3 separate regions of the Homo sapiens genome follow, and all the other regions are linked to region 1. The links are chromatin loops, found by intact Hi-C in ENCODE. Cell type or tissue: endothelial cell of umbilical vein. All regions are shown on one strand. Region 1 overlaps CDKN2B-AS1 (CDKN2B and CDKN2A antisense cis and trans regulatory RNA 1). Region 2 holds the start of DMRTA1 (DMRT like family A1). Region 3 has its middle 200 kb from the start of CDKN2B.

Region 1 (8,000 bases):
TTCTTCACAGAAATAGAAAAAAAAATTCTAAAATTTATATGGAACCACAAAAGACCCCAAACAGCCAAAGCAATCCTAAGCAAAAAGAACAAAGCTGGAGTTATCACACTACCAGACATCAAAGTATACTACAAAGCTATAGTAAACAAAATAGCATGGTACTGGTATAAAAACAGACACATAGATCAATAGAACAGAATAGAGAACCCAGAAATTAATCCACATATCTACAACCACCTGATTTTTAACAAAGATATCAAGAACACTCAGTGGGTAAAGGACAGTCTCCTCAACGAATGGTGCTGGGAAAACTGGATATCTATATGCAGAAGAATTAAACTAGATTCCCGTCTCTCACCCTATATAAATATCATTGCAAAATGGATCAAAAACCTAAATGTAAGACATGAAAAATAGAATTACTAGAAGAAAACATAGAAGAAATGCTTCAGGACCTTGGTCTGGGCAAAAATTTTCTGAATAATACCTTAAAAACATAGGTAACACAAACAAAATACACAAATGGGATTATATCAATCCAAATAGCTTTTGTACAGCAAAGGAAGTAATCAACAGAGTGAATATACAAACTACAGAATGGAAGAAAATATTTGCAAACTACTCATCTGACAAGAGATTAATATCTAGAATATATAAGGGACTCAAACATCTCAACAGTAAAAACAATCTAATTAAAGAGTAGGAAAATGATCTGAACAGACGTTTCTCAAAAGAACACATACAAATGGCCAATAAATATATGAAAAAATGCTCAACATCCCTAATCATCAGGGAGATGTGAATTGAAGCTGCAATGAGGTATCATCTCACCCCAGTTAGGATGACTATTGTCAAAGAGACAAAAAAAAAAAAATAACAAATGCTGGCAGGGATTTGGAGAAAAGGGAATTCTTATACACTGTTGGTGGGAACGTAAACTAGTACAACCACTATGGAGGACAGAATGGAGGTTCCTCAAAAAACTACGAATAGTACTATGGTATGATTGAGCAATCCCATTACTAGCAATTTATCCAAAGGAAAGAAAATCATTATATCAAAGAGACATCTACAGACCATGTTTATTGCAGTACTATTCACAATAGCCAAGTTATAGAATCAATCCAGGCATCCAAAAACAAAGGAATGGACAAAGAAAATATGGTATATATACACAATGAAATACTATTAAGCCATAAAAAGCAATAAAATCCTGGATGGATGCTCTTGGAGGACACTGTGTTAAGTGAAATAAGCCAGGAACAGAAATTTCCTACTAAACACCGCATGTTCTCACTCACATACAGAAGCTGAAAAAGTTGATTTCATAGAAGTAAAAAGTAGAACAGAGGATACTAGAAGCTAGGAAAAGTAGGGGGAAGGGAGGGATAGGGAGAGAATTGTTAAAGGATACAAAATTATAGCTACATAGAAAGAATAAGTTCTGGTGTTCTATACCCACTATAGGATGACTGGGTATGCGAATTACCCTGATCTGATCACTATACATTATATATATCAAAGCGCCACTATGTACCCTATGAATTTTGTACAGTTTTTTTTTAGTTTTAAAAGAATAAAAATTACTTTGAGCAAAGCATCAGGATCCTTAAAAGAGGATATATTTTGTGTTTCTTTTTGAGCAACCTCTACCCATCTACCCATCACCCTTGCCATTATCAATCTAATCTATCTCCAAGTTAGTTTGGTTGAGGTAAGTGGCTATTTCCTCTTTTTTTTAAAACCAGTACATTTTATGTGCATTGTTTTGATCTTTAAAACATTAGTGATTATGTGTTATGGGGTGAAAAAGTATTATAACATGAAAAGAGAGCTGTTTTTATTGTCTGAGCCCAGTTTTATTTTGTAAATTTGTATGTATATAGCATAGTTGTTAAAATCATTACTCTAAGGTTAGACTGCTTAAGTTCAAATCCCAGCCAATTACCAGCGGTGCAACTTCTTTATGCTTCTGTCTCTTCATATGTAACATGGGGATAATAGCAACCACCTTATAAGGTTGTTATGAGGATTACATGAGTTACCAGTAACACATGTAAAATGCCTAGACAGCATCTGGCACTAGGTAAGCATTACATGTTCACTATGGTGATGATAATGATGATGATGATGATGATGATGATGATAATGATGGATATAATGATGATGGAGATGATAATGATGACAACACAGGAAAATATACCAGAAAGACATATGCCAATATGTTATTACTGGATAATTTTTATTTTCTTCATTTTGTTTATCCACATGTTTACCTTTCTTGTGACTTTTTAATATTTTTGAAACAAGGTTATTTTTTTAAAAAAACCATTAGTAGAGAGATATAGGTTCCAGTCCTGGTTCTGCCACAGCTTTGATCTATATGCTTGGGCAAATCACTTTTCATCTTTCTGTATTTCAATTTCCTAACCTGTAAAAGGAGAAAAAAAAGGTAGAAGTGCTTACAATAGTGACAGTAATACCATATAATCCTGGAGCCCCTGACATTTTACAAAGCACTTACTTATGCAGTAGCTCACAAGGAAACACACATTAGTATCTCCCATGCTCTCAGCCTCATTTAAAAATCATTTAATCTGATTTGCAAAAACAGCTGACCAGTGTGCTGCAAAGCATAAATCTTGACTCTGGCCCTAGCCTCCATGTAGCAGAAAGCTGCAAAGGCCTCAATAGCTCATGCATCCCACAATGTTCAACTTGCTGTCTGTAAGATACTGGGAAGAACGAGACAAGGAAAGAATAAAATGAAGGCAATCATATTTATGAAACAACTGTAATATAGATCATTATAGTGTATACAATCGTTACAACTCATTGAATCTTCACAACAACCTAAGTGGAAGGTTTATTTCCCATATTTCAGACATAACTTTCTCATAAAGGTTTAATATCAGTGCCCAAGATCACACAGCTACTAACTTCAAACAAGGATTTATATGAAAGTCTAGCTGAACCCAAGCTCAAGTTCATGCTAAAGTTCTATGCCACCTCACTGAAATTTGACAGCCACTGGGTTTGGGATGTTGGTTATTGTTTTAACTTGACTGCTAAGCCTCAAGCCCACTGAAGAACTCTGCTAGATAAATGGTACCAAGAACCTAATGCAGTGAGGGAAAGTATTTTACTACAAACAACTAGCCTATAGATGGCGACAGCTTTCAACCCTTTTGGACCCAGACTGGCACTCATCATGAAAGCTTTAATCCAAAAATGTCACTGTATGTCAAATGCGCCCTGAAATAGCCAGACCTCCCAAGTCTATCAGGTAGTGACTGAGACAGCTATTGAGCAATGATAATTCTTCCACACCTACAGTATAATAGAGAACAAACACTTCTGAAGGATGGTCATTGTTCCATATAATAAATATTGGCAGTGAATAAGCTCATGACCCTTTTTTTCTTCCTTGTTCTTCCTCATTTCTCTTTCACCAACACACTTCTTTGCTCGCCTAACTTGATGAATTATAGCCCCAAGAGCGCATAAGAGTGAAGTCAGCATAATATACATTGCTAAAAAGTTCCGAATCAGTCAAATGGAACTTGACTGCCTCTTCAAAGGAAGTAGCATAAAAAGGAAAGAGCAATGAATTTACTGTGTTTGCCTAACTCCATTAAATTGGAATGCTTGGCCTTGAATAAGCAAAATCATAATTACATGTTAAGATATATCTGTGTTATCTTCATGTCATCTTAATGAATGCTTACTAGATGCCAGACACAGTGTACTATATATTATTGCACTTGGGCCTCACAATAATCCTACAAGACAGGCACAGTTATTACACCCATATTGAATGAGGAAACTGAGGCACAAAATTCTACATAACTTTCCTAATGTAACAGAGCAAAAACAAATGAAAAATGATAGCATAGTGATTCATACTCCAGCAGCCTGACTCCAATGCCTACCTTTTCTTAAAGCAAGATCCCGATTGCCTAAGTACAATGGTCAGATAGGCAGGTATGCACCCCTAAATAAGAACTTTCTTCTTTAATCATTTTCATGATATCTCCCCATCCATTTAACAATCCTATATTCAGCAGTTCGTGTGATGAAAATGGACAAAAGGATTACAGCATGCTACAAAGCAAAGGCCACTGTGAAATTCACATACATGTGAATTTCAGCAGCAGAGTCACTCACCTACTGGATCACAGACCATACTTGCACTGGAATTGCTCTGAGCTAACTTATGGTGAATCTACTTAAGGGATTAAGTTTTATTCTTCTTATTACTTGTACTCCAAGTCTGGACTGTGAGACATAGCTGTTAAAAAACGAAAGGTAAAGGGAAAACCATCAGCCTGTGGAACAGCTGTCACTGATTTGTTGCAGGGAAAAAAGTTCATAAACCTTTTAACTCCACAGAGGTTCTTCTCTCTCCATAAAGTTACCCTTCCCAAAGCCAAGGACTGAGAAGGAATGATGACAGGAAAACAGGTTCCTTGTTGTCTCGAGTGGCTTATTGACATCTTTGAGATTTTTCAGACTAAGTGACACCCATTTAGCTGGCTATGCCCTTCATAGCAATGATTTTCTTCAGGTACTTTCTCCCTGTTGAGAGGGAGTGGAGTGGGGTGGGGCAGGGAACATACCATAATATGAGTCTCTCTCTCTGTGTGTCTCTCTTTCTCTCTCTCTCTCTCTCTCCCCATTTTCACTTTTAGTACATGTTAGCATAAGAGTGAGCCTATTCGCACAGCTAATTGAAGGTGACTATGTGGTGCAACTAAAAGGCAATGTGGAGAGAATGGCTCATGACAAGGGAGCTAGCAGAGCCCCACCCTGGGCAACTCTCTCCTTTGTTAGAAACATCTGCCAAGAAGGCATGTGATCATCTGAAGACAGCACAGTCCTAGGAGTCAGAAAGTCAGGATCCAAGCGCTACCCATCCTGCAGTTTTAGGCAAGTTCCTTTCCCTGCTGAGACTCCAATTGCCTCACTGTTACAGGACGTAAAATCTCATTAGATTGGCAGGAGGAACTAATGAAATCACACACAGGCAGATACATTCTGTAAACTCCAGAGGCCTGTGCCAAATGCTGGTTGTGAGTTTATTTTTCAAAGGTTTGAACTTGCCTCTCACTCTAACCGGGAGCTTGTCCTTGATCCTTGAACCTCTTCCCAGGCCTGGGAGAGGTAAAAACCTGATATTGCCTTGGGTGTGACCCCAGTCAGTCTTGCTAATAAACATTCCTTCCTGTTTCTCCACAGTGACAAAGGAGGAGGGCAGCAAGGTCCGAGGAGAGCGGCAGGGGCCACAGCAAGTGCGGACCTCAGCAGGGGATAGCAAGAGTTTGCTCAAGCTGAGTCAGCCCCCTGTTTTTTCCTATTTAAATGATTCACTTGCTAAGGCAAACCAGTCCGAGATGTATGAATCCTCCTCTCCTCTCCCACGAGCTTCCAAATGAGTTGCTGCTTTTTGTTTTTGTTTTTCCTATTTTCCTTCTCCTTCCTTGGAAACATGATTTCAGGGTTTTCAATTTCAGGTTAAGATTCCCCCCCAACCCTTCATTTAAGTGCCCTGGGAGGAGGGGTTGTCATATCAAAGAAACACTATGCTGATATTCTTTACTTTGAATCTATTTAAATGGCCATGTTAAATAGTTGTTTATATTCCTTAAGCTTCCTTATTGATTTTGCACACAAGTAGGTTAAATTAAAAATAAACAAAATTTCATAGCATATAATAAACTGAGAAGTCTGAGCTCTTTAGAAATTAAGCTCTAAATATGTGAATTTTCTATATCTTAAAAGGTTTATTATAGTAAACACCCAAGACATTTTCCAAGTCTTTTGAATGGGAATTTCTTCTGCATGCATAAGATGCATAACATTTTTCTTCATAATAAAATAACAGCTTTTTGTTCATTATTAGAAGTCATTCCCCTTACATTCTTTCAACACTCCCAGCTTCCATTTGATCTTCCTCCCATATTTATGTGAGGTCAAGTTTACTTGAGGCCTTTCTTCCATGTTCTGCTTAATCTTCATGTACATCTGTAGTCATAATATTCCTTTTAGCCAAGTTATTCAGGAAGAATGGTTTTACTATTTGGTTACATCTGGACAGTTATGACATTCTCCAGTTTAAAACTCCCCAGTAACATCTCACTGTCATTAGAATGGTAACCAAATGTCTTTCCATGACCTATAGGACCTTTTATGGCCTCAGCACTGCCTATTTCTCCAATCAGCCTCCCTTTCATCCCCTGTGGTCCCACATTGGCTTTGTCTCTGTCCCTCCAATGGGCCAAGTTGTCTCAAGTTCTCTGTATTTGCCATTGCTGTTTCCCTCATTTTCATCTCACTGTCTCCTTCTCCTCATTTAGGTCTTGGGTCAAATGTCACCTCCTCAGAGAGGCTATCCCTGTCTTCCACATCAAGCAGGCTATATTTTCCTTCCTGCTCGATTTTCATCCCAGTAGTTATAGCACTATCTGAATACTTTTATTTGTTTTCTTATTTACTAGTTTGTATGTACATTCATACTCTGTTGGGTCTGTTATGCATTGTGAGGGAAAGGCTTTATCTGTTAATTAATGTATCACAGTTTCCAGAACAGTTGTGGCACATAAGACCATTCAGTAAATACTAGTTGAAGAAATAAACCCTGGCTCATCTCCATACCTACTCAAACTTATATCCGTTTGATATACACCGTTTGAGTATATCAAACAGATATACATATCATGGGGAGTACAGACTACCTTGTGTCTCATCACACATTGCATAATCTAGTCCAAATTATCAATTATAAAAGTATCCTCAGATGTTTGTCAAAACAGTAAGAAGTTGATCATGTCCAATGTCATTTGATCCAATTTTGGAAAGAGATAAAGAAGCTAAGAGAATGTTGAGCATACACTCTAATTTATTGGGCAGCTCTTTTCATACTTTTTCAACAAGACATAACTAATAGCTGAAAATAGTAAATAATCATGCTTAGCTGAAGGGATCCGAACAGGAGTAAAAAATGGTCCCAAGGGCTAAGTATCTTTGAGTTCTCATGATTCACTTATAAAATTCAGATGAATATGAATTTTTCATCCTAATTCATTACATATCTCAGTTTTATTTAATATAAAAGAAAATTTCCCCAAATTGTTACATATAAAATATGTCCTCCAGCACAATATGCCCTGTTTACCCTAGAAAACCACCAATAATCCCCAAGTCCATGTGATCCAAGCTGATAATCACATAGAAATGATTCTGGAAGAACCTTAATGGGAGCACAGGTCCCACCCACCCCTTGCTACCCCATGTACTTGTTCCCATCTTCACCCAAGAGAGGAAACACTCTGGAACTAGGGCAGCTTAAGTGAAGCAGAGTGAAAAGGAATGTGAAGTTTTGAGAAGAAAGAAAAGGCTAAAGTGTCTATCTTTCCACATTGCTTTTTTCAGGTTTCTCTTCGGAATCACTTCCCTGCTGTCTTTCTTTCCATGTACTTGGTGATGTAAAAGGTTTAAGTCTCCCTCGCTTCTGAGAGGGGAGACCCTGGAGTGATCATATATCGCAGTTTTCTCAGAACCATCCTAGTTTATGCATGCGTCCTGGCATAAGTGTTAGTACCCTGTTTTCATTTGTACAAAATATGCTCACTAAGGGACACCTTCCCCAGTCTTCCCTCCTTGAAAGTATAAGTAGAACCAAACTAAAGAGGTCATGCACAACATAATGTAAATCTTCTTCAGCCTAACTTTAAGCCACCAAGGAAGAGGAGTCCTTGTGACTCAGACACAAAAGCATTTGGAGTCCAAACATTGGTACATACTAATGAAGTTTCCTTTGTCTGACATAGCTCTACAGCTGGGAATCTATAATTACCATTTGGTGCTCATTGAAGATGGGGGGTTCAGGATTCAGGCCATCTTGCAAATACTACAATAACATTTCTAAGGAAAAGACAGAAGGGGCAACCAGGATAGTAAGGGAGAATTTGGTTAACTGAAAATCATCGGGCCATGAGTTA
Region 2 (8,000 bases), 330 kb before region 1:
GTGTTTTCCAGTTCTTCTGAGTTTGCTAGGTTCCTGTTGTCTGGCTTGTGTTCTTTGCCATTTAAAACCTGTTCAATGGCTTGGACCACATCCCCTTTGCAGAACCGTAGAATGCCTTCTAGCCGGCTGCGCCTGTAATTTGGGAAAATCTTAGTAAGGATATCAAGAGGATCTCTTGGTCTTGAGGACACTGTCGGAAGGCTTGCCTTGGTCGCAGTCAAGTCTTTGACCCATTCACTTTCATTTCCTGATTCCAGATCAGAGGATGATAAGGACCTGGGACTCTCTTCACCTCCTGATTGCTCTCCAGGATGAGGAGACAGGATACTATCAGGCTTGTTGGAGTATTCTGAAATAGATGACCCGATACTTTGTTTCCCAATGACACCATTAGACCTAGAAGATGATCCTAGGTAAAGCTGATGGGATTTGGAGATCAGTTCTTCTTGTCCATTCTGGCATGACTCACATTTACTCTCTTTTTGTTCTGGAGAAGAGGGGGAAAAAAAAATCAAATACAGGGAAGACTTCCCAGAATGTGGTACTGCTCACTCAAAAATAATGCTGGATAATATAATTAATTCACTCCTATTAATTAGTAATATTTATACACTCCAAGACATTTTAATGAATAACTCAAATTTAAAAGATTATTCAGAAATGCAGGTGCTGGAATAGTGAAAAGTATACTATTATATCATCTCAGAATCACAAAGGTATGCAATATTAAAATGCAATTATATTTAGGAATCAGAAGATGAGAGTGTATTGTTACCCCAAATTGTCTGCATAACACCAATATGGCACACTGTCTGTTCTATCTTGGTTGTGTGGGATCTTCCTAAATGTCACCTAAGTTTTGTTGTTATCTAAGTGATATTTTTTCAGAATGACACTATGGAAAGAGAACTGAATAAAATGAATAAGGAATAAAAGGAATAATCTTAGTTTGAAAATGAATATTCTATTTAATCACTAATGCTAAATTTTAACAATTGGTTTTTTATCTCATATTTCAGGTTATAATTAATTTACTTGAATAATGTAAAAAAAAACTGTTCATTTCATTTCAGATTTAAACCAATAAGTACTATTGCTATGTCAATCCCAAATCATACTAGAGCTTGCATATTTCATTTTATGAGAGATGACACAGACGGTATTTTTCATAATCCTCTATGAAATGTACTTTCTTTTTCAATCCTTAAGAAATATCAATAACAGACTTTAAAAGCAAATTGTTTGTAAAAGAAAATTATAAACTGTCCTATTGCAATCTACACAAATCCTCAAATTGTCTTTTAAAAACAACATATTAGGCATTTGCTTTAAATCACAGCCCTCCTCCAATGTTAGGGGCAATTTTCCAAAAGTACTTTTACACAAAGTTCTGGTTTTTCTATCTCAACATGTTGAGCATATTAATCAAACAAGAATATGTTAATACCCTTTACTAGGTTAACACCACAAAAATTAAAATAGCCATATTTACTATGTAACTTTTACTTTGGTTTACATTTTCTATTACCCTAGAGATATATAGGTAAGAGTAAACTGTTAAGTGGAGTGTGCAGAGTAATTCTGTCCAACTTCCTTTTTCTACCAAGTTTATGAATGTCACAAAACAAATATTGCCTAAGACAGTGATTTGTAAATATGATTTGCAATACTCCAGTTTTCTCCAGTTTTCTTAAGAAGAATTCAGTTCTAAATTCTAAAGAAATAGCTATAGTTTATTTTAAAATTAAAGTGTATACAATTTAGCATTTTGAAGTTCAAAATGCTGTTCCTATATGCTGTTCCCATAAGCATATGAAAAAAAGAATGTCACTACTGCAAAAATTGCAAACACTCTATAGGATTTTCAACTTTAAATAACACAATAATACTTTTCTAATGAAATTTGCCAAGTGGAAATAGATTAGCATTAGTCCTCCATTCCACTTTACTTGTAAATATGAATGAGCATGCCCCCGAACATGTCAATTATCAACATTTCATCTCTATAGCAATTTATGCATGAAATCATAAAATAATGTCTTGTTATATTTTACTCACAGTACAATATATGTAATGAAATACCAATTTGCATAAGATTATTTAGAAAATATGGTGTCTTTAAAATATAATACCACTTATATCGTCTCTCTGTCTTCTCAAGTCCTACAGCTTGCTTTACTTCTATTGCATTTATCATTGTATATTAAGCCTTGCATTGTAGTTTTTGGATACATATAGTCTGCCTTCTTTTGAATATAAGGTTCTTCTGTGTAGGAAAAACTTGTTCACTTCTAAATCACTGTTAGTCTTTGTCTAATGAATGAGTAAATTAAATAGACTATTTTACCACAGTTCATGGCTATTGTGTAAGAGAACCAGTCAATTTAGAAAGCTATTGAAGTAACCTTTCAAACATTAGCTTGCTTCTTATGGGGGAGGGGGCATCATCTGAGGCAAAGAACAAAGTAAAATAATTAGCTCTATAAAACAGAACACTTTGGTACCAACTAGAAATCACATAAATCAGTGTCTCACAGGGAGATGTCAGCCATTTCACTATCGGTGTAGTTTCAGGAATTCTCACTTTTACTTCTCTTTCATAGCACTTTTACTTAATAACTGTGCTCTTTAGCACCTTCATCTTTCATGGGAATTGTAGAAAGTCTGTTTTGCCTACTCAAATAAATTAGAATATGTGCAAAAGTTGACACATGCAAACACAAAATTCACTCTGAACTGAATGCCTCATTTCAATTCACAGAATTTTTCGAATGTACTGTGTGAGTAGAACTTCAAGCAGCCATTGAGCGAAAAAATCTGTTGAGATCTGCAATTTTCATAATTCAAGGAAGGTTTCTAATTAATAGTTTACTGTATAGCTATCATACAATTTCATATAATACAGCTTTATAAGTTTTGTATAAGTTTTTGACTTATACAAAAAAAAAATCACAATGATATTTTCACTGCTTAGTAGGCCCTGTGGAGGGCTATGAAGTTCACTAAAATATATCTCCTAACGCAGGAAATGAAGGCAACTGACTCGCAGTCAAAAAATAAGAGAAAAATAATGAAAACTCCTTGGATAAAAAACCTCTAATATTGAACTTTGAAATTCTTACCTATGGTTTTACAAATTACATTTTGCGAAAACAATTTAGAGTGAAGAAACAAAGAAAGACGATGGTTTGGTAGATTTCAGTCTCTTCCCCACATCAAGCTTGCAACAAATGTTTGCCCCAACATGTAGTAAAGAACTGCATCCCCAACTATCAGAGTTTCCCACGCAAAATCAGCTCTGGTTTTACAGCTGAAAACAGTCCAGAGCAGGGAGGATCACCTGAGCCTGGGGAGGTTGAGGCTGCAGTGAGCTGTAATGGCGCCACTGCACTCCAGCCTGGGCAACAGAGTGAGATCCTGTCTGGAAAGAGTACAGAGCAGACTCAAACACAGCACCTCTTACGAAGCTTTTCGCTCAATGCCTGCTTGAAGTTCTACTCACACAGTGAAAGTCAAATCAACTTCCGAGTAAATAACTCTACTCCTAGGGTGAATTGCTCATTTGTTACCACCCATGCTTCATTTTTTCATTATCTCATCCTATCACCTGAGGGAACAACAGTAAATTCCTCCAAAGTGAAGGCGATGGGGTCTCTCACACTCTCATTAATGTCCATATTGCTGAGCAGTTCCCCAAAACTTAAAGTGTTTCTTTTAAACAACTATTCCTGCCCGCCTATGGACACGGTGGCTTGTTTCAGAGTTTCTTTCCAGAACAACCATTCCTTGAGCAAAGAGTAAATCAAAGACCAACTCACCTTGTTTTTCCTCAGGATAATCTTGCTGGAAAACTTCGAAAGCGGGGGTCGCGGAACCACTGGCCTGTCTCAAGGCACCCAGTCCCAGCGCAGCCCCCGCCGCAGGGCCGCCCGTGGACTGTGGATTCTCGGCTCTGCCGCCGCCCCCGGATGCCCGACCACCGGGGGGCCAGGAGAGCCCCGAGCACAGGAGCCTCTGTAGCCCCCGGGCTTCGCTCTCCTCCTGCGCCTGCTGCCTGCGCAGCGCCACCTGGGCGGCCATGACGCGCTGGCGCTCGGCGATCAGGGTGCACTTGGCACACGCGCAGTCCCGCCAGCGGCAGAAGCGCTTGTGGCCCTTGAGCGCTGACACCACACCATGGTTACGACAGCGGGCGCACTTGGGCGTCCGCGGGTAGCCGCAGCCCACCGCGCCTACCCCGCTCTCCAGCCCGGGAGCCGGCGGGCAGCCTCCGCTTCCCGAGGTGGCGGCAGCGGCGGCGGCGGCCGCGGCCGCTGCTCGCAGAAAGAGGCTGGGCGGCCGCAGGAACGCTGGGGGAACCTGCATCCCCGATGGTACCGGCAACGCCGGGGACGGGGGCGGAGGGGCAGCCACCACTAGCCCAGGGGCCAAGTGAGGTCGGCCGCTAACGCCTCGGTCTCTGCTGCCACACTGTGACCGCTCCATTCCCGAGAAATTTCTGGCCGGGAGTCCCAAGTGGAAAGTGCGCTGACCGCAGCTAACCCTGCTGGGAGGCTGGGGAAGCCGGGGCAGGACGCGCCGTGGTCCTACTGAGCTCCACCCGCGCACGGACAAAAGTTTTACACTCTTTCCACTCGGAAGGAGTTGGGACGACCGCGTCCTGGAGCTGGAGACGCTGAGAGGTGCAGCTGTCCCGTGAGCCTGGCAGAGACCCCGGGCGCTAAGTTAATGCCTTTGTGCCTCCAGCCAAGAAGGCAAGGCTAGAGAGGCTACCCCGCCCACCCAGGCTCCCGGCCCAGCGCGGAAGCCGGGGGAGGGCCCGGGGCGGGGAGTGGGGACCTTCTGGGAGGAGGGCGGCGGGGAATCCGTCCAATGGGCTGCAAATGTCTCCTCCCCCAAAAAAAGCCCGTTTCTACTTGCTTCCCTAGGAGTTCTCGACGTCTATTTTTGTAAACTAGCCTTTGCAGCCTCCCCTTTTACTGCCCTTTTGAAATTAAGCAGAGTTTGAATTTCTCCTTTTCCCACTTCCACGCTTCTCCTAAGAAAGTCTGAAGATTTGGATTTTGAGTTCTCCTTTCGGGTTCCCAGATGAAGTCTTCATGTCTGCAGCAGTTTGGCCAATGTTAGTGGGATCCCAGCTTGATAGACTACGAATTTGTTACCCACCAGAAAGATGCCTTATTTTAAATGGGTCTTAGGACAGCATCAAAACAATGGATAAATAACTAAGGGAAGTGATTCACATTCAGATTCTTTTCATGCATTCTATTTATTTACACATGCGAATTTGGGTTGTGTGTACTCTATTTTAAAATACTGCTACTTTAAAAAAGTTATCAAACTCTTCTCTGCGCCTATTTATAGGCAGCGATTGTGTTAAAGCTGTTTCAAAAATACTTATGTCTATTGTAAAGTATTGGGGAAAGTCGTTTAGATCATTATTTAAATATGCTGTCATGAATGCATTCTTCACATATGAATTTAATGCCTTTAATTATAAGAAAAGACCATAAGGCGTTTAAGTCAAAAGAGCATCTGAGATAGAAAATTCATGAATGTTTATTCTTAATGGAAGGTAGCGTCAGCACTCTGCCAGCTCTTCAAGATGGTATCCAACTACCTTGGACAAGTTATTCATTTTCCATCCCTAAGATAGCAATTAATAATGATATTTTTACCATTCCACCTGTTCACATTCAGAGCAGATATTGCTGATCTATCTGGCCTTTCTCCTACCAACCTACTCAACACCATCACCACCACTACCATCCTCTCATACAAACATCCTATCGTAGAAGTTTTCCACCCTTCCTAAGAACTGGAACTACCTAGGGAACTTTTAAAAGAGATGGACACTCCAATCTACGTAATGTATTCTGATTCTTTTTGTCTGTGTCTTAAACTCTGAAGGTGAAAATTACATACAATGTTTAGAACTACCACTCAAGGAATTCCTAACCTCTGGGGGTTCTATGATATCCAACCTTTCTCACAACTCTTTATCTTTGTTCAAGCTACTCCTGCCTAAAATGTACTGATGCCCTAACTGTGGACTCACATCCGTCCTTTGAGAGATGAGTTTTTAGTTCTAAATGGATCATTAAAATACAATGAATTACCTAACGAGAAAGCAATTTTCTTTTCTATTCTTTTTAGGAGCTTCAGGTTACATAATGGGAATGTTCAGCTTAATGCAAATATGTCTTTTAAATTTTTAAAATACCTTTTAATTGTGTTTTTCAATAACAACAACAAAGAGCAGCAAGTAAAATGTTTACCTAGAGTTTAGCGATATTTTTCTGTTTTTATTTGATTTTTAAAGTTATCTTATAATTATGGAAAGTGATATTGGTTTTCCTCCAAGGAAGTAAAAATAGTTTTTAAATAAATGTATTTAAGTTAAATATTTGTCAATTTAAATGAAGAATTATGCAGATAATGCATACATCGCCAAAAAATTGAGGTCTGGAAAACATTGTCTTGGTGGTTTTGGAGTCAAAAAGTGTTGCTCTCAAATTCTGGATCCACTTTTAGTAAGTTACTTTATCTCACTCTGTCCTCAATTTTCTCATTTGTAAAATGAGAATAATCATATGGTTACTTGAGGATTAAACGAGATAACTTACCTAAATCATAATGTATATAATAAAATGCATATTTTACTGTTCCTAACACCTAGGTTCTCGATATATATTACTTTTCTTAATAAAAGAGTTTTAAATATTAATATTTAGGAATGATATTTCAAGTGCTAAATGAGAATTTTATTATATTTTAGAAGAACTTCTTTGTCTTAAATGAACTCAAAAACCAGACTTGTTATACATTCAGTCAAATATAGAAGAAAGGTATCCAAAATTGTTGGTGAACCAAAATTAGATTGGTATTAAAAATGTAACCATTTTCATAGTAAGTATCCCATCTTGGAATTTGTGTGATTGGCCTACGTGGTGACAGTGCTTTCAGGAGAAAAGATTATTGGCCAGGAAATCAAGAGAGATGGGTTCAAATAAGCAGTGTATCTGACAGAAGATAAGGGCACTTCCAATGACCAGATTTGTGGTGTTGAAAAGTAACTCTATCTTTTTGGTCTCGGTTACTCAGTTGCAAAATGAAACAGTTGGGTTAAATAATTTCTAAGATTATTTAAACTTTAATGATTTATGACTTTAATACAGGCATGTCTAATACAAGATCATTGTGTTTCTGATATACTAGCAATGGAAAATCTGAAATGAAATGAAAAAAAAAAATATTTCACCCTAACACTGAAGTAGCTCTCTATTACTATAAGACAAAATAGATTTCAGAGCAAGTAATATTACTAGGGATAATATTTACTTCATGAAAATACCATTATTCTAAATACGTATGCACCTAATAACATTGCCTCAAAATACAAGAAACAAAAACAACTGTAAAAAGAAATAGATATATCCACAATTATGGTCAGATTTCAACATCCTCCTTCAATAATTGATAGTATAGGCAGAAAACCAGTAAAGATATAGACAATTTGAGCCACACTGTCAACAGATAGATCCAGTGAAATATATACAGCATTCAAGTCAACAACTACAGAATGCTTGTCTTTTTGAAGTGCATATGGAACATTTACCAATCAATCAAATTCGGGACCATAAAAGCAAGGATGAATAAAAGGATTCAAATTGTATGAAGTATGCTTTTTGACCACAATGGAATTGAAACAGAAATCAATAAAAGAAATAAATCAAGAAAAGTCCTAAAGTGTGTGGAAATTAATAACACATTTTAAAATAACCCATATTAAAAGGAGAAATATAAAGGAAAATGGTATTTAAACTGAGTAAAAATGAAAATACAACATATCAAAATTTGTGGGATGCAGTTAAAACCATACTTTGGGGAGTCATTTATATCACTAAACACCTATATTATTAATAAGAAATCTCAAACCAATGACCTCAGTTTCCAACTTGGGAAACTAGAAGTGGAGCATTAAATTCAACCAAAATAAG
Region 3 (8,000 bases), 94 kb before region 1:
AAAGTGTTTTGTTGTGTGTGGATATTTGTTAAATTGGTGTCCTTGCGGAGGTAGGTTGGGGGATGATCGGTGGGGCCTTCTATTTCTTCACCTTGCTCCAACCCCCTTTCATTCTTTTATTAAAAGTATTAAGTGCTCAGCAGGTAAGATGTAAGCATTAATCTAGGCACTATAGAAACAGTTATAAACAATATGAAGTACTTCCCACACTACTACCACTCCATCTCATGGAGTTTACGTTCTAATAAAGAAGAAAGATAAGTAGATAGACAAATTAATGTGTTAGTAGAGTTCGGTTTTATGAAGAAAATAACAGCACGGCTAGAAAGTGAGTGAGGTGATACTATAGAAAATGTGGCCAGCTGTGGTCTTTCTAAGAAGGCAAGACTTTAACAAAGACTTGGAAGACATAAAGGAATAAGCCACAAAATATCTCAGAGAAGGGTGTTCTGGCTACAAGGAGTGACAAATGCAAAGGTCCTGAAACAAGAACATGAAGGATGTGTTAGATTTTTTTAAAAGGACAATATTTTATGATTTGAGTAATATTTTACCTATAGAATCTTAAATTTTTAACACAGGATTGATGCACTACACACCAGAATATACTAACAGAGCACCTGCTCTGCCAATGCCAGGCTGATTGCTCTGGAGACACAGACTGTTTCAAGAAACTGAGTGAGTAGGCTCTGGAAATTGGAAGTGATCTTAGTATTTAAGTTCAGTCACTCAACTACAATCTCTGAAACTGGGGGAAATATGTTCTGTCTGCATCACGTAATCAAAGTTTAATTTTTTTAAGGAACAATAGGAATGTCACTTGCAAAACAGAAATGGAGGTTTATCTTTCAGAGACTAAAATATTTAAGTAGTCATAAATCAACTGCTTATTTCTCTACTTAGTGATTTACTGCCTTATCAAAGGCATCTCCTTGTTAGCTTTTTATGAGGATTATCGTCTAAAGCCAGCTTCCAAAATTAGAGGCTAATAAATGATTAGTTACATGTCTAGATGTGCCACAGCTGATGTAGGAGTAATAAAAAATCCTCCCCCATTCCCCCATAATTCAGCGGGTGATTAGTCTGTGTCCACTGGCACAATCTTGTAAAGTTCTGGAAATCATTCTGTTAATACGTTCAATACAGACAGCTTGGGGAAAAGCCTCTTCAAAGTGGCTTTTAAGAAATTTAGTAATCTAATTTGGCTGTTAATACTAATCATATTTTGAAGTCTCAAACGTCTGCCTCCTTCTGTCATCTGTTTGTAGACAGAGGCAGATATTGAGGTTTTGATATTTATTTATAATTTTGAAAATCATGGTTTTCTCTAGTGTGCCGTTAGATTTCACCCATCTGGATTCAGATTCCACTAATTTTGGAAGTCCACATAATGCTGACAGTATCATTAAAAAAAGTGATGTCTTTAAGGTAAATCTTTTTTTCTGGAAAATTTTTAAGTACTTTATGCAAAACTATTAGCAAGGGGTGGAGATATTTTATATTGCATTACAGAGCAAAAATGTTTATGTACCTCAGAATTATCCTTTCCAGCCCACTTTAGACATGTTGGTATGTCCTGTGTTGGAAGACATTTAGAAAATAAGTAGGTTAGAGAGACAGACAGACAGACAGACAGACAGACAGAAACTGTTGAACACTCATAGCATGAATACTATAGATCACTAGGACCTCAGGCCTCTTTCTCAAGTTTGCAAGTCTAGAAATTTCATATGTTCAATTTTCTCAGGCTTGATCAGCTTCCTGGAACCTGACTCATTCTAACAATCTCACACAAGAATATTTACAGAAAGTTTACATTTGCAGCCACTTAAAAAATTCATTAGAAGAAATCTCTCAGAGCAAGATCTAAGGCCAATCACCTTCCTTCTCATGGGAGGAAATATTCAGTTGTAATGTTTAGTTGGTAGAGAGAGAATTCAAACCAGAGAAGTTGGTATTCTGTAGCAGATGTCACTATTGATATTAGAAAGAATGGAAAACAGAGCTGCTGCTAAAGTAAGCAAGCTGACAGCTGAGGCAGAAGTGTATCAACAGCAGTATGTTCACGGGATCACCACATTGACGATTCAGCCCAGTTATCTGGCAGTGCATAAACTCAGTGCTGTTGGTACAATCACAGAAGATCAACCAGAGGTAGAATAATTATTGTTAATCTAATTCATATGGGTGTATATGCTGGTTAGTAGTGTTCTTCAAGAAATTTTTCTGGCTTTCCAGTTTCCTGGTACATAGTAGGACTGCATTTCCCTACCTCGCTGATATTAGATGTGAATTCATTGCTTTCGCCAAAAAAAAAAAAAAAAAAAAAAAGTGGATAGAAGTAAAATGTGTCACTTCCAGGCAGAAGCTCTAAGAGGCAGTGTGTTATTTGCTACATCTTTTGTTACGGTTATCATGGAAACACAGGTTGAGATGACTGTAATAAGCAAAGCCCTATGTCAGTCTTTGTTAGACATATATGTGAGAAAGAAATAAGTGATTGTTGGATTAAGCCATTGAGACAGTGAGGTTTTTCCTACTGAAACACAATCCAGTCTATGCTTCCTGTTGTAGTATTCAACCCAATATTTAAAAGTATTTATTTTAAATTGAGGCACCACATTTTTGGAATCAAGATTCACTGACAAGCTAATTAATACATACTTGGAAGTTGACTTGATATTTATATATCTAGAAAAAAAGGGAATTAGAGAGTGTTATAAATGGAAAAGCATGATGAACAATTACTGCAATGTAATAGAGCATTTTCTCTGGCGATTGCATTAGACCTACTTGCCAAGCACCATAGCTCATTCACTGATTCATTTACTTCTTCATTCACTCCACAGATATTTATCAAATGCTGATTATATGACAAGACCTACACTGGATCCTTGGGATACAACCATAAGATAATTGTGACAGTCCCAATCCTTACAAAGGTACCATCTTAGTCTCTTTATTCCTATTTTTTAGATCCTGTGATGATTGCATACTTTCTGCCAATGCATGTTCTTTTTCCATAACTGCTTAGACTACCACTTTTCTTAGTTTTGTTCTTGTTCTAAATATATGTTTTAGATCAATCCCTCTCAAATGATTAGGTTTTCCCCTAATTTATCACAGAATGACACTTTTGTAAAATACCAAAAACAATTACTAGAAAAATATATTGTGCAATTGGATATGAAAGCAATAAGCTATAAGCTATAAAAGCTATAAAAGTTTCTAAATGGTTACTCACGAGTTCTATATTTATTTTTTTCCAGACAGGCAAAAAGTTCATAGACCATCATTTGTCTATGGACCACACTTTGAACACAACTGCTCTGGACAAGCAGGTAGATCTTAAACAAACTATATTTTTTGTTTTCTTTTATGAAACCATCTGCCTCTTAATCACTAAAATTGTGAAGTTTTACACAGTGGATAATTTCTTCAGGGTGGTGTCCCATTGCCCATTCAGCTCACTACATGTATTATTTAGTTAATATTTTTAAATCAATTAATATTTCATATGAATACATTTTTAATATCTACTCCATATAAATGGAAACCAATTTCACTTGCCAGAAATAAAACATAATAAAATGTAACTCTAAAAAGGAGTGTTATGAAGGGAGATGTTGCCTGCCCTGAGAAGAGCTAACATTTCACTAACACCACACTGAAACTTCCTGCTTGACATACTCAGAAAACTGAAAGGGAATTAAAAAGAGAGAATTTTCTCATTATGTGTTTTAATGCCATTTAATGCCTAATTCATGATCCACCTAACATCATTTCAAGGACCAAACAGTAGTCACTCTTTATTTTTTAAAAATAATTTAACTCTCCCATTTTGAAGATTAACTTGAAATTGTCCTCTATGAATACGTCTGTTGACAGTCACAAATCAGTCAGTCATATCATATGGATAACTATAATTGAACAGGGGTGTTAAATACCACCATTTCTTTTCTTAAATCTCTGTCTTATGGACTACTGATGCTGTAGACCACAAACTCGCTTCAGTTTCTGAAAGTAGTATGTTCGCCAGATCTAAATGGTCTCTATGGAATTTTTTTTGAGCCCTAGTACAGCGTCTGGCATATACTAAATACCCAACAAACTTGTATTTCTTCCTTCTTCCATTAACAATCAGCTCCTTTTCCTGATGAGATAGGAAAATATGTATTAATTACTGGAATTCCCTCTTAGGCTCTCTTGTTGTTACAAAGAAAAAGACTGTCAATTTTCACCCACTTCTTTTTTTTACCATTACAAATATTTAATCATAACCCACAATTACAGTATTAGTTATATTACCTAACAGGCCTCAAAAGGTTTGGCTTGGTCTTTGTGTTTTCATAAATGTCCACAACTCTATCCAGCTTACTGCATTGATTTGACATTAGGGAGCAGACTCCAAGGACAGAAGAAGACTCATTTAGCCAGTTGTTTATTCCCCATGAATTGCCTCAGCTAAACACCAGACCAGAGCTTCTGTGTGCACTAGGTCAAGCCATGAATATGCACAGGTCAAATAATTAAACTTGTATAATATTCCCAGAGATGTGAACATGAGAGGAATATTTATCACAATGGAAAGATCCTGCCGCAGATATTTCTTACCTAATGTTGAACTTTTATCAAAGAATTTTTTTTTCAACTAGCTGTTTCAAAAAAAAAAAAAAAGGCTAAACATACAGTGTCTCCTCTCCCCCTTCAGGATACAAACCACAGAATTCCGATGACTCACCCAAAAATAGCTTATGAATATGCCACAGGCGGAAGGGCATGCTGTTTAGTTCTTTAAAACTTCCTGCCAAACTGAAGAAACTGAACATACACAGATATTTGGGGACTAACTCTGAGGAATAATGAGAATTTAATCCCTTGTAGTCTTCAGGGTTAGCAACAGCTTGCCTGACATGTCCGGTTACATCCTGTTTGCTACACATGTGACTCCTCAAAAAAATAATAATATAATATTAATAGCACAATGTTTCATTGTTAAGATTGCTGTCACTGTGCTAATGGCTCCCCAGTATTTGCAGCCATAAGTAGACTAAGTCACTTCTTGGATGAATTCTAAATGAAAGGTTTTATGAAACAAACATATTGCCATTATGACTCTAAAATAAAAAGCCAGGATTCAATGTAAAGAATTTGACGGCAGCATAAGCCCCTAAAAAGGAAAGACAGTAAAGCATAGTGATTGAAATCTTGGCGGTGATTCCCAGTTCTTACACCGATTATGTCACCTTTAGCAGTTACTTGAACTCTCTAAGTTCTAATTTTCCCATATGTAACATAAGGATGATAATAATTCTATCTATGTCTAGGGTTCTTGTGAGGACTAAATAAAGGCATGTAAGCATACAAGGAATACTGCTCAGAAAATAAATTATCCCATGCATTCTCCTTCTCATAAATGAATCTGAAAACCAAAACCATTAGGTGACCTAAGAAAGATCACACACCTCATCAGTGCAGTGCCAAGACGGGTCAGTATAATGCTGTGGTTAAAAACATGGGCTCTGGAACAAGTCCATCCCGAGTTTAAATCTCAGTTTTTCTACTTGCTAGCTGTATAAACTTGGGCAAGTCACTTAACTTTTCTGTCTCTCAATTTTCTCATCTACAAAAGTCAAATAATAATAGTACTTCTCTCACCAGGTTATTATGACAACTTAAAAACGTAATACATGCAACTGCCACATAACAATCAAAAAAATACGATCGATTACACTAACATTGGGAATATCTGGTTCTTCCAAAAGCAAAGGTTAATGTAAAATATATGTCAACAATGCCAGACTTTTTAAACTTTATCTATAAAAACAGCCCTCACTTAAAAATAAACAACTTAAAAATTGGATATAGTTTAATAGTGACCAGAATATTTGCAGATGTCTTCTCAGATGAAGGTACACGTCTTCAATCATGGCTATGTGTCGTATTTTTCTTTTCCTATGAGGGAAAGATAGAAGACAAGCCATTCAAAAACATTTCAAACAACAACCCCAATTGCTGAAAAGTCACTTTGCAGTTTGAAAAGAATACTAACATTCAGCTGCTCTTGACATTTACAAGGAAATGTAAAGCAATGGAAAGGGCACCACACTCCCCTTTCCAGTTCAGGTTCTGCCACTTGGCCAGTCATAATGAAATTACTTGACCTCTGAGTCACCATCTACAAAATAGGGCATTTAACGATGTCTGCCTTATTACAGTTACTACACAGAACAAGTGTGTGCCATGTTTCATGAAATTTAAGATATTGTATTCATGTTGAAGACATAATATTATGCTATTTTAACTAATATATTCAAAACTATTCTGAAACAGTTAAAGGTCAGAAAACTACTTTTGTTCTTTGCTTATTACATATTCACAGGACATAGAGACTCTCATCTTAAGAAATAGTGAAGAAAAGAAACAGGAGAAAATCTTCAAATCCCAGAGGAAAAAAATTGTTTTAAACTTATCACCCTTGACAGGTGATAAAGAGGCATGCAAGACTACACTTTTTTTTTTCTTTTTTTGAGATGGAGTCTCATTTTGTCGCCCAGGCTGGAGTGTAGTGGCACAGTCTAGGCTCACTACAAGCTCCGCCTCCCGGGTTCACACCATTCTCCTGCCTCAGCCTCCCGAGTAGCTGGGACTACAGGTGCCCACCACCATGCCCGGCTAATTTTTTGTATTTTTAGTAGAGACGGGGTTTCACCGTGTTAGCCAGGATGGTTTTGATCTCCTGACCTCGTGACCCACCCACCTTGGCCTACCAAAGTGCTGGGATTACAGGCGTGAGCCACCGCGCCGGCCAAGACTATACATTTTTATATCTCTTGACAAGAATTAACACAGAGTCCCTCACATAGTAAGTGCTTAAGGCATATTTGTTAAAGGAGTAGATGGGACATAAATAAAATTTTAGGAACCAATTTACAATGGACACCACTATAACCCTATTCCAACCCTATTAAGACCTAATTTGAAAGTCACAGATCTAGACCCAGCCATCGATGGCCTAATAGAATTATGTGGCTATAACTGCCAGTACCTCCAAAAAAAGGTTAAAAAGTGGCATAGATAAAAAAGGTCTCCCCATCCCATGATTTTTCTTCCAGGAATAGACTAGACTTTGCCTTTGCATTGTCTGAAATCCTGCAAGTCAGTTGCAATCCCAAATTGTAACCAAATGGTCAACAAACCCTAGAAACCACATTTCCTACCCTCAATAGATAGGATTTCCAAAATGAAAGTGAAAGTATTCAATGGTCTTTGTACTTCATATGTAACATGAAGCACCAGAAGACACAAATGGGAATGTTTAGTGATGTGGGGGTTGGATGGGGGCTTGAATAGATCATGACCCCTCAGGACCCCTCCCACCTTCCAGGAGAGAACTTGCGGACCAGAACCCTGCTTGAAGACTTCAGGGAGCCCCACAATTCAGACTACTCCCTCCTAATCATATCACAACCAAAGATCATATGAAGACTATTCTTCAGAGTTTCATATATCTGCTGGCAGAGCACTTTGGGTGTGTCAGAACCTCACCAGACAGACACTGACTCATTATTGGATGAGAAGCAAAGTGATAATTAGGTTGGTCATATGTAACTTGCCATTGCCAGCCAAGTATTCAAAGCCCTTTCAGAAATTATTCATTAGCTTACTTCCTTGATACCCTGAAATATTCCTAAGACCACAGCCACCACAGACTCCTGCATCCTCTTACCACCATGAGTTTGCTTCTGTCTCCTCTGATGGCTCTCCTAGCATGTTACAGCGACTTCTGTACAAATCTAATGCAGAATCTTGGAGGCTCTTCTTAGTAGACTCTCAGTAAATATTTATTCAATGCAATTCAGTCACATTTAGAGATAGCAGATAGTAAAGATCACTAGATTTCCTAAGTGCATCTGTAAATCTGTTGCCTAGGTCAGAGTGATAGCAAGTTGTTTCCTTACAGAAAAAACAATGTTCTCAAATGCACTGCACTGAGCCTC

Evidence for each region. Hi-C counts contacts between places; a loop is a spot of excess contacts. Peaks named below come from ENCODE experiments on the same cell type or tissue, not always from the same donor. Only the 100,000 strongest peaks of a DNase experiment are listed, where the experiment ranks them.
Region 2: it touches region 1 in a loop (4-fold over the local background); 2 of 110 quality-filtered maps call a loop at or near these places.
Region 3: it touches region 1 in a loop (2.0-fold over the local background); 4 of 110 quality-filtered maps call a loop at or near these places.

The regions. Positions count from the first base shown.
Region 1 is chr9:22,114,935-22,122,934 of GRCh38, reverse strand. It overlaps CDKN2B-AS1 (CDKN2B and CDKN2A antisense cis and trans regulatory RNA 1), which reads right to left. Exons shown (of 19, transcript NR_003529.4): 17 at 4,168-4,291; 18 at 2,525-2,735; 19 at 2,222-2,431. Among named protein-coding and RNA genes, the nearest start is that of CDKN2B, 110 kb to the right of the region's middle. RefSeq lists enhancers at 4,306-4,951, 4,424-5,623. In endothelial cell of umbilical vein, a CTCF peak has its summit at 3,170 (motif pointing right); DNase peaks (open chromatin) are centred at 3,164, 5,224 and 5,964; H3K27ac peaks cover 1,687 bases.
Region 2 is chr9:22,443,551-22,451,550 of GRCh38, reverse strand. DMRTA1 (DMRT like family A1) reads right to left here and starts at 4,727. Exons shown (of 2, transcript NM_022160.3): 1 at 3,819-4,727; 2 at 1-487. The coding sequence starts at 4,485. RefSeq lists an enhancer at 4,052-4,551. In endothelial cell of umbilical vein, a CTCF peak has its summit at 4,048; DNase peaks (open chromatin) are centred at 4,120 and 4,790; H3K4me3 peaks cover 1,582 bases; H3K27ac peaks cover 1,575 bases; H3K27me3 peaks cover 462 bases.
Region 3 is chr9:22,208,619-22,216,618 of GRCh38, reverse strand. No RefSeq gene overlaps it. Among named protein-coding and RNA genes, the nearest start is that of CDKN2B, 200 kb to the right of the region's middle. In endothelial cell of umbilical vein, no CTCF peak of the experiment used is centred here; DNase peaks (open chromatin) are centred at 1,848 and 4,758; H3K27ac peaks cover 1,258 bases.